2 separate regions of the Homo sapiens genome follow, and region 1 is linked to region 2. A link is a contact called in ENCODE Hi-C or POLR2A ChIA-PET data. All regions are on one chromosome and are shown on one strand. Each heading gives the region's core, a stretch centred on a gene start or an enhancer-like site at or near the end of the contact. The rest is flanking DNA. Distances are from core to core; before and after follow the strand shown.

Region 1 (6,188 bases), core at 461-2,960, 790 kb after region 2:
TATTAACAAATACCTTTTATATTACTATCTATCCCCTCTGCCCTCTATGGACTCTTATTTTGAAAGCAATATCCAGTGGACAGCCAGGATTTGTTACATAACAATTAATCTTGACCTTAGGACTTGTTGTTCTATTAGGTTGGTAACTTTGTCTGATCCACCAATCATATTGCTGTCTTGTCAGTCCATCAGTTTCAAGAAACAACTGTACATGTCAGTGCCCTGATTTGTGTTTGTTTTTCTTTTTTTTTTTTTTTTGTTTCGTTTTGGTTTTTTAGAGACGTGGTCTTGGTATGTTGCCCAGGCTGGAGTGCAGTGGCTATTCAGAGGTGTAATCATAGCACATTTGTAGCCTTGAATTCCCAGGCTCAAGTGATCTTTCTGCCGAAGCCTCCTGAGCAGATGGGAGGCGTGCATCACTGAGCGCAGCAATTTTACTAAGTTGGTCTAGTCCTAGCTCAGTAGTTCTTTACTTAGCACAGAGGGGGCTTCTTAGAATCTCCTAAACTTGATCTTAGCCAAATGGCCAAGAAGCAATCCTTAGAATCTTCTAGGAGAGCCTTTCTAAATGCTGATACTGCAAACCGAAAAGTATATGAAACGGATCTCAATTAATTTAGAAGTTAATTTTGCCAAGTTTAAGGACGTGCATCATCTTTGGAGACAGGTCCGTGCCTTTCTCCAAAGATGATTTTGAGGGCTTCAGTTTTTATAGGGGAAGGGGCAGATATTGGGGAAAGATGAATAAATTTTAAAAAGATGTGGGTAGATAAGAGGCAAACGGTTGCATTCTTCTGAGTCTTTGATCAACCTTCACATGTGAGGGGGGTAGAGAAATAGTCACTTATGCATTCATCTAGCTCAATGAATCTGCATTTTTACATAAGATAAAATAAACCGGGGAGCCGGGCGCGGTGGCTCACGCCTGTAATCCCAGCACTTTGGGAGGCCAAGGTGGGTAGATCACCTAAGGTCAGGAGTTCCAGACCAGCCTGGCCAACATGGCGAAACCCCATCTCTACTAAAAATACAAAAATTAGCGGGGCGTGGTGGCGCGCGCCTGTAATCCCAGATACTCGGGAGGCTGAGGCAGGAGGATTGCTTGAACCTGGGAGGCGGAGGCTGCAGTGAGCCGAGTTCGCGGCATTGCACTCCAGCCTGGGCGACAGAGCGAGACTCCGGTCTCCAATAAACATGGAAGGCTGTTTCTCCCCGGTTTGCTGGAATAAAGTCTCTGTCTTCCAAATTCCTTTTCGGAGAACTTTTGTTCACAAGATTAAAAAGGTCACGCAGCTGGTGACGGAGCCTGGGTTTTTTGATTTAGACATTGTATCCATGTGTGAGATCCTGCCCATCCCCGCTTTCTTGGTGTCCTGTGAGTTTAAATTCATGAATTCACTCTCAACTGCCACCGCTAACAGGACACAGGCCAATTCCAACACGAACCCCAACGGCTCTCCTCAGGGTCACCTTTCATGAGTCCGCTTTCCGGCCAACCCCTCCTCTCAGTCTTAGGCCCCACTGCAAGCCTACTCCCGCTCACCGTACAGAACCTAAGCACAGGATCAGAGATGGGGACAGGTTGACTCAGTCCCATGCCCAAGTCCGCAAATTAGGGATTCGGCTGCCTAAGGGCTAGAGAACGCTCCCCGCCCCACAGGACGCGCCCCACCCCGCCCCCTCCTCCTGCCCCTACGCACGCGCACTCTCACGCGCCTGTGTTGCCGCCCGCGGCCCTGGCTTCGGGCTTCAGGGAGCTCTGGTGCAGTCTCCGCCTGTCAGTGCCGGCAGTCGTCCGCGGCGCCCGCCCCGGTCCCGCACTGGTGCAGCCATGTCCTCTTCCCCGTGGGAGCCTGCGACCCTGCGCCGGGTGTTCGTGGTGGGGGTTGGCATGACCAAGGTAAACCGAGCAGCGGCCCTGCTGGCCCTCTGAGGCTCGGGGGCGGTCGGTGCCTGGGTTTCTCTGTCCCTCCGGTCTCCTAGCTTCGACTGCTCCGCGCGTGGGTCATCGGCGTGGCGACTTGGTGGCTTGTACTCTGCGGAATCTCTGGGGTCATAGCGTCTCGGGCTGGTTCCTGCGGCCTTCTGCTTCCTCCTTCCCTTTTCTTCTGGTCAGAGTTCATGAAGCAGCCCCGAGATAATCCAAGGATCTCACCTCTTTAGATTCTGAGCGGAGTCCCGAGGTGTGTGGGCTGGCTTGCCCCGGAGGGAGGCAGGTCGCGAATGCCGCCTGCTCGGCCCTCCCAGGAACAGCCCCCACAGGAGCCCTCACAGAGACAGCTCCAGATGTGGATGGCGAGGAGAAACGCTCCTGATGCCCAGCGCCTCGGCCCGAGTGGCAGATTCCGGCCTCCCTCTGTCCCTCCAGTGACTGCTTGGGACCCGGACGCCGCAGGCTCCCACGGCCGTTTTCCCCTCATCGCCCGCATGCTCCTTAATGCCAAACTGCCTTTCGTTTCTCCCCGGACGCAGTTGTCTGATGCCTCTGTTGCTTTGCTTCTGTTCTGTTTGTACCGTGTATCTTCACCTGTTAACTTTTGTGCATCCTGAAAGGATCCGTTCAGATCGGATCTTCTCCAGGACGCCTCGGATCCTCCTGACTTTCCCCTAGAGCCTTGCACTGTGCTTACCTCTGTCCTGCACTTACTGTGCTCGGCAGTACCGGGCAGTACTAAAGCTCATAGGCGTCTGCGCGCCCTCTTAGCATGGCAGCTCCTCTAGACTGGGTACCTGGCTTATTCACTGCTGTGCCCCTCGCCCTGAACGTTCCTGATGCTTGAAGACCCTCAGTGAATGTTAGTTGAACAATACTAAATGGATATGCTTTGTGAAAGAGTTCCTAGGGAGAGTTCTATTTCTGAGAAAACAGCCCTAAAATGTTTATTATTTTACCAGTGGGCTGAGCGTACCTAATTCAGTCCAACATGTAAATAGGCCGGGGCCGGTGGCTCACGCCTGTAATCCCAGCACTTTGGGAGGCCAAGGCGGGTGGATCACCTGAGGTCAAGAGTTCGAGACCAGCCTGGCCAACATGGTGAAACCCCGTCTCTACTAAAAATACGAAAATTAGTCGGGCATGGTAGCACACGCCAGCTACTCGGGAGGCTGAGGTGGGAGGATTGCTTGAGCCTGGGAGATGGAGGTTGCAGTGAGCTGAGATCACGCAACTGCACCCCCAGCCTGGGCCATAGAGTCAGTCCTTGTCTCAACAAAAACAAAAAATATCCATGGAAATGGAAAAGTGGACCAATACCTTATGAAGCGGAAGGACATCATCCTAGTGTTTCACAGAAGGGGAGGCTTCTAACACAGGTGGACAGTAGGATCTTTCGAAGTAAGGTATTAATGCAGTCAAACCTTCCTCTGGCTGCTGAATGCCTGATTATATGTGCTGTATGGAAAAGCACAGTTGTCTAAACCTTTGGGAAATAGATGTATTCCTTTTTCCTCAAGTTGGGAGGTAGAGGTCGGGGAGGTGTTACAGTCCAGAGGAAAGTGGTGAGGAGTTTGGGTAGTGCCATTAATGATGTGCCTATCTGGCCAGTGTACTTTGCTATAGGTCTGGTCTTCTGCACCTTGGGACAGAGTTTGATGGAGGAGGGAGAAATATTGACTAGACAACACTGTAACACTTTTTTTTTTTTTTTTGGAAGACGGAGTTTTGCTCTGTCAACCAGATGGGAAGGCAGTGGTGCAATCATAGCTCACTGCAGCCTTGAACTCCTGGACTCTAGCGATCCTACCGAGTAGCTAGGACTACAGGCATTCTACCATACCTGGCTAATTAAAAAAAAATTTTTTTTGTAGAGACAGGGTCTCACTACTTACTACTAGATGGGTCTCATTTCTACCATATATTACTGTTATAATTTATCATAATACTTTATTTTTATTTTTTGAGACAGAGTCTCACTCTGTCCCCCAGTCTGGAGTGCAGTGGGGCGATCTCAGCTCACTGCAACCTCTGCCTCCCAGGTTCAAGTGATTCTTCTGCTCAGCCTCCCAAGTAGGTGGGATTACAGGTGTGTGCCACCATGCCCAGCTACTTTTTGTATTTTTATTTATTTTATTTTTTGACACAGATTCTTGCTCTGTCGCCCAGGCTGGAATGCAGTGGCGCGATCTTGGCTCACTGCAAGCTCCGCCTCCTGGATTCACGCCATTCTCCTGCCTCAGCCTCCCGAGTAGCTGGGACTACAGGTGCCCACCACCACGTCCGGCTAATTTTTTGTATTTTTTAGTAGAGATGGGGTTTCACCGTGTTAGCCAGGATGGTCTTAACCTCCAGATCTCGTGATCCACCCGCCTCGGACTCCCAAAGTGCTGGGATTACAGGCGTGAGCCACCGCACCTGGCCGTCAACAGGTTTTAACACAACTAAGTCACAGCTGCCGTCTGGCTGACAGCAAGCCTCTTCACTTATGCTGCCTATCTCCTGATATACCCTCTTTTCATCTACTTAAATTCTACTTATCTTTCAAGAACTAGGCTAAGTCCCATACCTTCTTAAAACTTCCTCAGACTACTCTAAGTTACACTGGTCACCTTTTTTGAAATTCTGGTGACCTTATAGTCAGAACATGTAATTTAGCACTTCAGTTTTCTAGTACTTTTATGTATGGTAATTTCATGAAATACATCTTACATCACAATCCAGTACACACATACAAAACTTATTTGTAACAACTGAAACAATTTGTTAAAGCAACGCTTATTACATGTGATGAACTCTTGGTATCCCTAAAGTATATCTTAAAAAAAAAAAAAATTGCTGCTTGGCTGGATGTGGTAGCTCATGCCTGAAATCTCAGTACTTTAGGAGGCTGAGGTGGGTGTATCTCTTGAGCCCAGGGTTTGAGAACAGCCTGGGCGATATTGGCAAAACCCCTTCTCTACTAAAAATAAGAAAAATTAGCTGGGCTTAGTGGCGCACACCTATAGTCCCAACCACTCGGGAGGCTTATCTGGGAGGATCACCTGAGCCTGGGAGGTTGAGGCTGCAGTGAGTCCTGTTTGAGCCACCACACTCCAGCCTGGGTAATGGGAGTGAGACTCTGTCTCAAAAAAAAAGTGCTGCTCACAACCTGCTAAATTGATTTGGTCATAATCTAATAAGTTCAAATTTCAGTTTGAAAAATATTACATTATTTAATTCTCACCACGTAATGGATTTTTATATCCATTCAATTATCTGACTCTGAGGCTCAGAGGGGCTAAGTACTTTATTTTGGTGCAGCTTTTAAGTTTTGGAACTGCCTTTCTTAAAATCTTGTGCTCTTTCCATGCCATCTCTACTGTATATTACTGTTATAATTTATCATTGAAACATATATTCAGTAAATATTCTATGGGTTATATGCTAGAGATGCAAAAATGAAAAAAACAAAGTTCCTGTTTTAAAGGAATGTCTAATCTGGAGGAGAAAAGAATAAACAAGTAGTTTAAATAAGATTATTTGAGATATTTGATTAAACATGGCAGATTGAGTACATGAATTTATCTCTGTTGGTGCTTTCCATATCCCACTAAAGCAACAATAAGGAAAGAAAATGATATTAATCCACAAGGGCAAAGTGAGTAGGAAAGGAAACAATAGCTGAGATATATCGGAAGATTTTTGGAAGATTCTGAAGTTGATGGAGAAGTGGTCACTGACTCAGAGCAGAGAGACCACTACCTAAGTTCCTGAAGAGGGGTTATACTGGTTGAGCCTCCCAGCAGAACTCCAGAAGGCCCAAAACTTGGATATACTAGGTGCCAGGTAGGGTGGGAAAGAAGAAAAAGACTATTCTAAGGAACAGTTAGGTCCCAAGATCTCTTTTACCACCAGGTGACTTTACCTTTTCTTAGCAGAGTATTGGAGACTTTTTCTCTGGGGAAACTGAACAGATGAAGAGGCTCTAGAATCATCTGAGCTGTTAGGCCCAAGTTGAAAAAAAGGGAATTAAATTGAATTCTGCATGCTAAAGGGTAGTACTTCCCAGCTGTGAGAAGCAACACTGGTAGTCACACATATACTACCTTCCTGGCAGAGATTTGGAAAATTATTTGGAATGGCTGCAGAGAAAAGCCAGCTTGCTACTCCATCATCTTGTGGTGAAGATCAGCAGTTGATAAGCTTTATTCATGCAGAGAGCTTCCTTCAGGCTTTTAATTGTTTTAATTATGAACAAATAGCCAAGGATCAC
Region 2 (6,112 bases), core at 490-2,989:
CCCCAGTTTCTCTTGTTATAGAAAGGGCATAGTGATTTTTTTGTGACTCAGGAGTATGTGGCAAAGGCACACTTAGGATTATGCAGGAACAGCTTTCATTAAGAGAGCTACTAGGTGACATCTTCTCCATGGTGGCTGCTCAATTATTAAATGAATGATTCCTGGAGACCTTTTGTAGTTTCTATTATTTATCATCATTAGGCCATAACCTAAGGTAAGGTGAGATTGCCTTATAACATTTTTTATACATAAAAAATACTGGTTGCATGCTGCTATCTGCTGTGCAACAGAATGTCATAGGATCCAGTGTATGAGGCTCTATTCTTCCATGGAGGGGTGTTACATAAACCCATTAGTGAAATTTAGGGAAATTTCACCCAGACTAGGGAGGATGAAGAATGGAGCATCTATCTTTTGACAGAAATACAGTTACACACACACATACACACACACATACACACACACAGAGAGAGAGAGAGAGAGAGAGAGAATGAGAAACAAAAACAGAGGAGTACAAAATTGAGCCTAAGAAAAAGAACTGGAACCAATAAAAATTGTAACTAACATTTATTAAGTATCTTCTATGGGCCAGTCTCTTTATCTCCAATCTTCAACAACCAGCAAGGCAGGCAGGAGAAAACTGAAGTTCAAAAATGTTACATAACTTCCCCAGGGTCATAAAGCTATATATACATGACAGAACTGGAACTGGTAGTGTTGGTATGTGTCTGACACCAAAATCACTACACATTCTAGTATACCACTCTGTTAAAAAAGTGTATTTGGAAAATTTAGGGATCAGAGGATTTGGAGAATTTTCTTTCCCTACTTCCCCTCTGACAGTCGTGTTTGTTTTTGGTTCTGATGTTTGCACCCTAGAGGCTGACTGGGATCAAATATGGGGCATCTGTAAACAGAATGATTCCATAGCCCCCACTGTGTAATAATTTCCTTCCTTCAGAGCCTTACTAGGATTTGCCTGGGATGAGGGGTGGAAAGGTGGGAGAGAAGAGGTTGGGAGGGAGAGGATGTTAGTAAAAGATGGGTGATTCTTTGCTTACCTTTAAGTTGTTTATGAATTTCAGGACAACCCGTTGGCTATTCTCTTCTCTGGCTTGGCATATATATATATGTATGTATTTTTTTTTCATTTTTGTTTTGTGGGGGTGGTGGTTTAGGTGTTAAGGGTTTGGTTGATATCTGTAGAAAATTTCTTAATGATCTACACAGTAGATAAAAAAACAAGTTAAGGTCAAAGACAATTCCTTCGTCTGTTTTGGGAGACGAGTGTGTATGTTTGAAAAAAAGGTTTGTTCTGGGTCACTCTTCTTTCATCCAGACGCATTAAAGGAATTAGAAGGGGGTCTCCCTGCCACCCCCGAAACCGTGAGAGTCAAACGGAGATTCCCTTATATTCCTGCTCTCAGGTGCGGGTCCGAGTGACAAGAACGTTCACGTATCTTCGGGAGAGAACGAAAAGGTGCTCGGGTCTGGCGGGGGCGGGGAACGCCAGGGGTTGGTGGGAACTGAGGGGCTTCCGGTTCCCGGGAAGCGGAGTCCCGGGCCGGCCGCGGGCCGCGGGCTACGCAGGGAGCACGGGGCCCTCGCCGCCCCCAGGCCGCGCTCCTTAGCGTTCCCTGCGGCTCGTGCCCAGCGCGGCCGCCGCAGTCCCGACGCCGTAGCCGGACGTGGGGTCCAGGGGGCGCTGTGGCCCAGCGGCGCCGGCGGCAGGAGCGGCCACCCGACGCTGGAGGCTTCGCTGAGGATCCCCGCCTGCCGCACCTCGGTCGTCCCGCCGCAGCCTTGCGCCCCCGGCCCGGCTCGGCGGCGCTCCTCCGGGATCCGCGTGGCTGCCGCGGCCCGGGCGCCGATGCGGCTGGGCGGGTGCCGGGCCTTAGCAGCAGTAGCAGCCGCAGCTGCGGCTACCGCAGCTCCTACAGGAGTGGGAGGTTTCGCGGCGGCGCCTGGGGCCGCGCCGGTGCCCTCCGGAGGAGGCTTTCGGCTCAGGGACGACCCCCGTGGCCATGCTGAAGCGGAGGCGGCCGCTGCTCGAGGTGAGTGTGGCGCGGCGTGGTCCGGGGCTCGCCGGCCTCCCGCCGCCTGTGGGGGCCCTGGCGGCAGACCGCGGGCCGGGCGGACGGGGCGTCCTGCCACTGCGGTCGCCTCCCCCACCCTGCGGTCCTGGGGCCTCAGCCCTTTCTCCCCGCGTCCCCCGGGAGGCTGAAGGCCGTGGGGGGCGATTAGGCCCCGCGCCGTTGGGAAGCCCTCGCTCCGGCCTCGGTTCCGGCGCGGCCGGGTGTGTGGAGCTGGGGGCCGGCAGGAGCACGGCCGCCTTTCGGGTTTGCATGGGCCCGGGCCGAGCGCAGCCTCTTAGCCCGGGCCCTGCACGTACATCCCGGAGGGAGGCAGATGACGCCTGTTTGCAAACAAGCTTTGGCTTCCACGCGTCCCATACCGAGTCCCTCAGAATCCCGGTTGTGGCGGGGAAAGGGGGAGGAGAGGAAGGCCAGGGTGAGAATTGGGGGTGCAGAGAGTGCGGGACCAAGAGAGCCCCTGCTACTCCTGGAGTGTCATTCATGGATCTGGCTTGCTCGAGAACAACCTTTTGCGTCTTATTTGAGGTGAAATTTCATCACCTGCCGGTTGCTCATTCCTGCCTCTTTATATTATATCTTGCCTCTAAGCGTGGTCTGCCTTGGAGAAAGCCCCATCGCATCTTTGCGATGCTAAGTTTTGTAGATAAACACTCACAGTTATAAAAACGTCTTTTACAAAGGTCTGCCCCCCACACCCCGCCAGAAGAAATATTTTTATGCTTCAGTGTTCGGTACAAAAATGTTCCACTTAAAGAGATCCAGAGAATAGTTGGCAAAAGGATTTTAAGTCCTCTTTAAGTGCCAGCTACCCTAATAAATACCTGAAGGAAATGGGATACATGCTAAATTTTAGAAATAAAATGATTTGTTCTGATATTAATGTTGAAAATGCTACTGATTACAGTTTGATACCGTAAGTCAGATATTTATGTTTTGTGAGAAATGTGATTACAGGTTATTCTTGTTTTCCTGTTATGTATGTGAAAGTTATAAGACTTATAGGTACTTGCAAAACTTTTATAATCATGAAAAAATATGCTTATTGTAGAAAACTTGGGAATTATAGAAAGGTACCATGTTGGCTCTTAATAAATATTTAATAATAGGAGAAATCACCCATAATCTCACAGATTGTAAACAGTACAGGTTTATAATGGGCTCGTACTGACAGTGATTTTTAAAATTATTATTTCTGTATATTAGGTTTAAAATTATCTGACTGTTCCATTTTACATTGTCATTTGTATAAGACCTGTAAAAATATTTTACTAAATTACATTGGAACCATGTTGAATTCATCAATTAAAACAGAAGAATATGGGTAACTACCTAAAAGATCCCTGACTTAACCTTCTATGCAGCATGGGGTCTCCATCTAGGGAGAAAGTTTGGCATGGTACACGTTTTTGAAGACCTACTGTGTTAGATGCTGTAGCCTTGCATTGTTTTTGTCAGATTTTAAGTATTTCTTTTAAAAATTGGCTTCATTACCAGTTATTTGGGTAGGTTAATCTCGATTTTTAAAAGTCTAATTCAGGCAAAGTGTGATGGCTAGGCCTACTAGGGAGGCTGAATGGGGAGGACCCCTTGATCCTAGGAGTTCCAGTCCTGCTTGGGCAACGTAAGCAAGATGCCCCTCTCCGAGGCGGGTGGATCATGAGGTCAGAAGTTCAAGACCAGCCTGGTCAATATGGTGAAACCCCGTCTCTACTAAAAATACAAAAATTAGCTGGCATGGTGGTGCCCACCTGTAGCCCCAGCTACTCGGGAGGCTGAGGCACAAGAATCATTTGAACCTGGGAGGCAGACGTTGCAGTGAGCCAAGATTGGGCCACTGACTCTAGCCTGGGCAACAGAGCGAGACTCCATCTCAAAAAAAAAAAGTTGAATACAGTTCTCAGTGTGTCCCTCAAGACCACCAACATTAGAATCAGTTGAGAGTGCTTGTTATATATATAAGTATTATATGTAATATGCAGATTCTTGGTCCCTTGAATTGAAATTCTAGGGATGACGATGGCCCAAAGAACTTTATTTTTATCAGTCTCCCTGATTCTTAGACCTACTAAAGTTTGAGAATCACTGATACAGTAAGTTTAAAATTAACTAACCTTGCTGAGCCGAAGGAAGGTGTCTATTTTCTAGCAAAACTATAAGTCTTTAGTGGCAATAGTCATTTCTTTCTTTTTTTTTTTTTTTTACTTCCTTGCAGCTCCAGCTCAAAGGATGTCATTTTTCGTAGTAAATAATCTTAGAAAGAAAAGTGATATTTTGAGGGACAGCTGATCCAATCAGCAACCATTTATTGAGAGCCTCCTGTGATAGCTGTGGTGTGCTAAAAGAATACCTTGTCATTTACTTTGGCACTTAATGGACACCAATGTCATTGTCTGTAAAATGCATATACTTCAGTTATTATGCTTACCTTGCGAGGCTTTTAGGATAAATAAATCTGAAAAGGTATTATAATCTGTAAAAGATTTTTATACAATTTTGGCTTTTAAGTGCCAGGTCCTGTTATAGGTATTCCAGGAAACACAAAAATGACCAAGGGCTCTACTAAACTTGTCCTGTGGAAGCAGGATACCTTTAATTAACTGTTACAAGGTAGGTCAGACAAGTGTTGAAATTGAGTGGAACGTGCTAAATCTCTGTTTAAGGCTTCTGTGTCTCATCTTGCCGTTTAAGGACATTGATAATACTTTTTATGTATGATTATTCCTTTCTCTTCCAATTCCTGATTCAGTGTTTTCTTTAAGGAAATAATTGCTTATATTGCCTGGTGATAGTTTCCTATTAACTCTTTTAGAAAGGTAGAGTGAGTAGAGATGATAATTCCTTCCTCTGTTGCTAAGCTACCACTGTTCATTCCATTCAGTAAACTTTTATGTGGCACCTTGTAAACGTGCTAGCCACAGACTGGTTGCAAGGCACAAAGCTTGTTTAAAAGATAATTGCCTGGATTTTAGCTTAAGTTCTTATGTTCCTAAAGATATGGCGTATATATGTGTGTTTTATGGTTGTTAATTGCATAATGTGGTACAGAGTATGGAGTCAGATGTGAGCAGGAATCCTTACTACACCTCTTAAAGCGATGTGACATTTAGATTCTGAGTTTCTTATGTACTATTGGGGTAACACTACCCCTCCTAGCAAAGTAGAACAGGTTCCATGAGATAAAAGTAACCGAAAGCAATTAGCTCAGTGTTTGTCATGTAGGAGGTGCTCAATAAATGTACATTTCTTTCTTCCTTTTGGGAAAAACAAAAATCAGGCATTGGGATTTCTGCATGACTTAAAACTTGGTTGCTTTATTTTTTTTAGACTAAGTCTACTTTTGGGATTTGGAATTTTTTATGGAAAACAATTTCGATTTTAGTATGTTTTCCATTTCATTTTTAGCCAATAAATTAGTATTCCCTTTATATAGGGTACACTTGTTGCAAATTATTTATTTTCAGAGTTTTACATTGATCTTTAATTTTACTTGTGTATACTTGACCTGCATTATATAGAGCAACATTCTTAGTACAGTCAGATCTCTGTATCTGTGGGTCCTCCCAGCCAAGGCTCAAAAATATCCACACACACACACACACACACACACACACAAAAGTAATCATACAATAATAAAAATAATACAAATAAAAACCCAATACAGTATAACAGTTGATTTGCATAGCACTTACAATTGTATTTGGCATTGTAAGTAGTCTAGAGATTATTTAAAGTATACAGGAGGATGTTCATAGGTTATATGCAAATACTGTGCCATTTTATATAAGGGATTTGAGCATCCACAGATTGTGGTATCCTGTGGGTTCCTGGAACCAGTCCTCCACAGATACAGAGAGACAACTGTATATAATAATCATTGGAAAAGATGTAGTTGCAGGCACTGAATAGAAATAGTTCATATATTTAGTTTTCAAAAAACTCTCAATTTATTAAATTTACTTAAGAACTGTTTTCAGAACATAGATTTTTCCTTATAAACTACAGTAGGCTAGAACTAG

What was found. Hi-C counts contacts between places; a loop is a spot of excess contacts on that map. ChIA-PET counts read pairs that join two places held with the same protein, here RNA polymerase II (POLR2A). Pooled maps may share reads with other maps.
Region 1: a map of B cell shows a loop between it and region 2 (4-fold over the local background). The contact joins the promoter of SCP2 here to the promoter of ZFYVE9 in region 2. A Hi-C loop is called at or near these places in 1 of 168 maps with a recorded cell type or tissue (B cell), 1 of 37 single-sample maps with no recorded cell type and 13 of 50 pooled maps. POLR2A ChIA-PET finds 5 or more read pairs at or near these places in 2 of 52 experiments (MCF 10A and activated T-cell).

What each region holds. Positions count from the first base shown.
Region 1 is chr1:52,925,566-52,931,753 of GRCh38, forward strand. SCP2 (sterol carrier protein 2) reads left to right here and starts at 1,711. Exons shown (of 16, transcript NM_002979.5): 1 at 1,711-1,900. The coding sequence starts at 1,832. RefSeq lists a silencer at 1,474-1,753 and enhancers at 1,806-2,321, 1,974-2,033, 2,044-2,133.
Region 2 is chr1:52,140,350-52,146,461 of GRCh38, forward strand. ZFYVE9 (zinc finger FYVE-type containing 9) reads left to right here and starts at 1,740. Exons shown (of 19, transcript NM_004799.4): 1 at 1,740-2,054. It overlaps LOC107984956 (collagen alpha-2(I) chain-like), which reads left to right. Exons shown (of 5, transcript XM_047439476.1): 2 at 844-940; 3 at 1,086-1,132; 4 at 1,428-2,054. RefSeq lists a silencer at 1,540-2,399.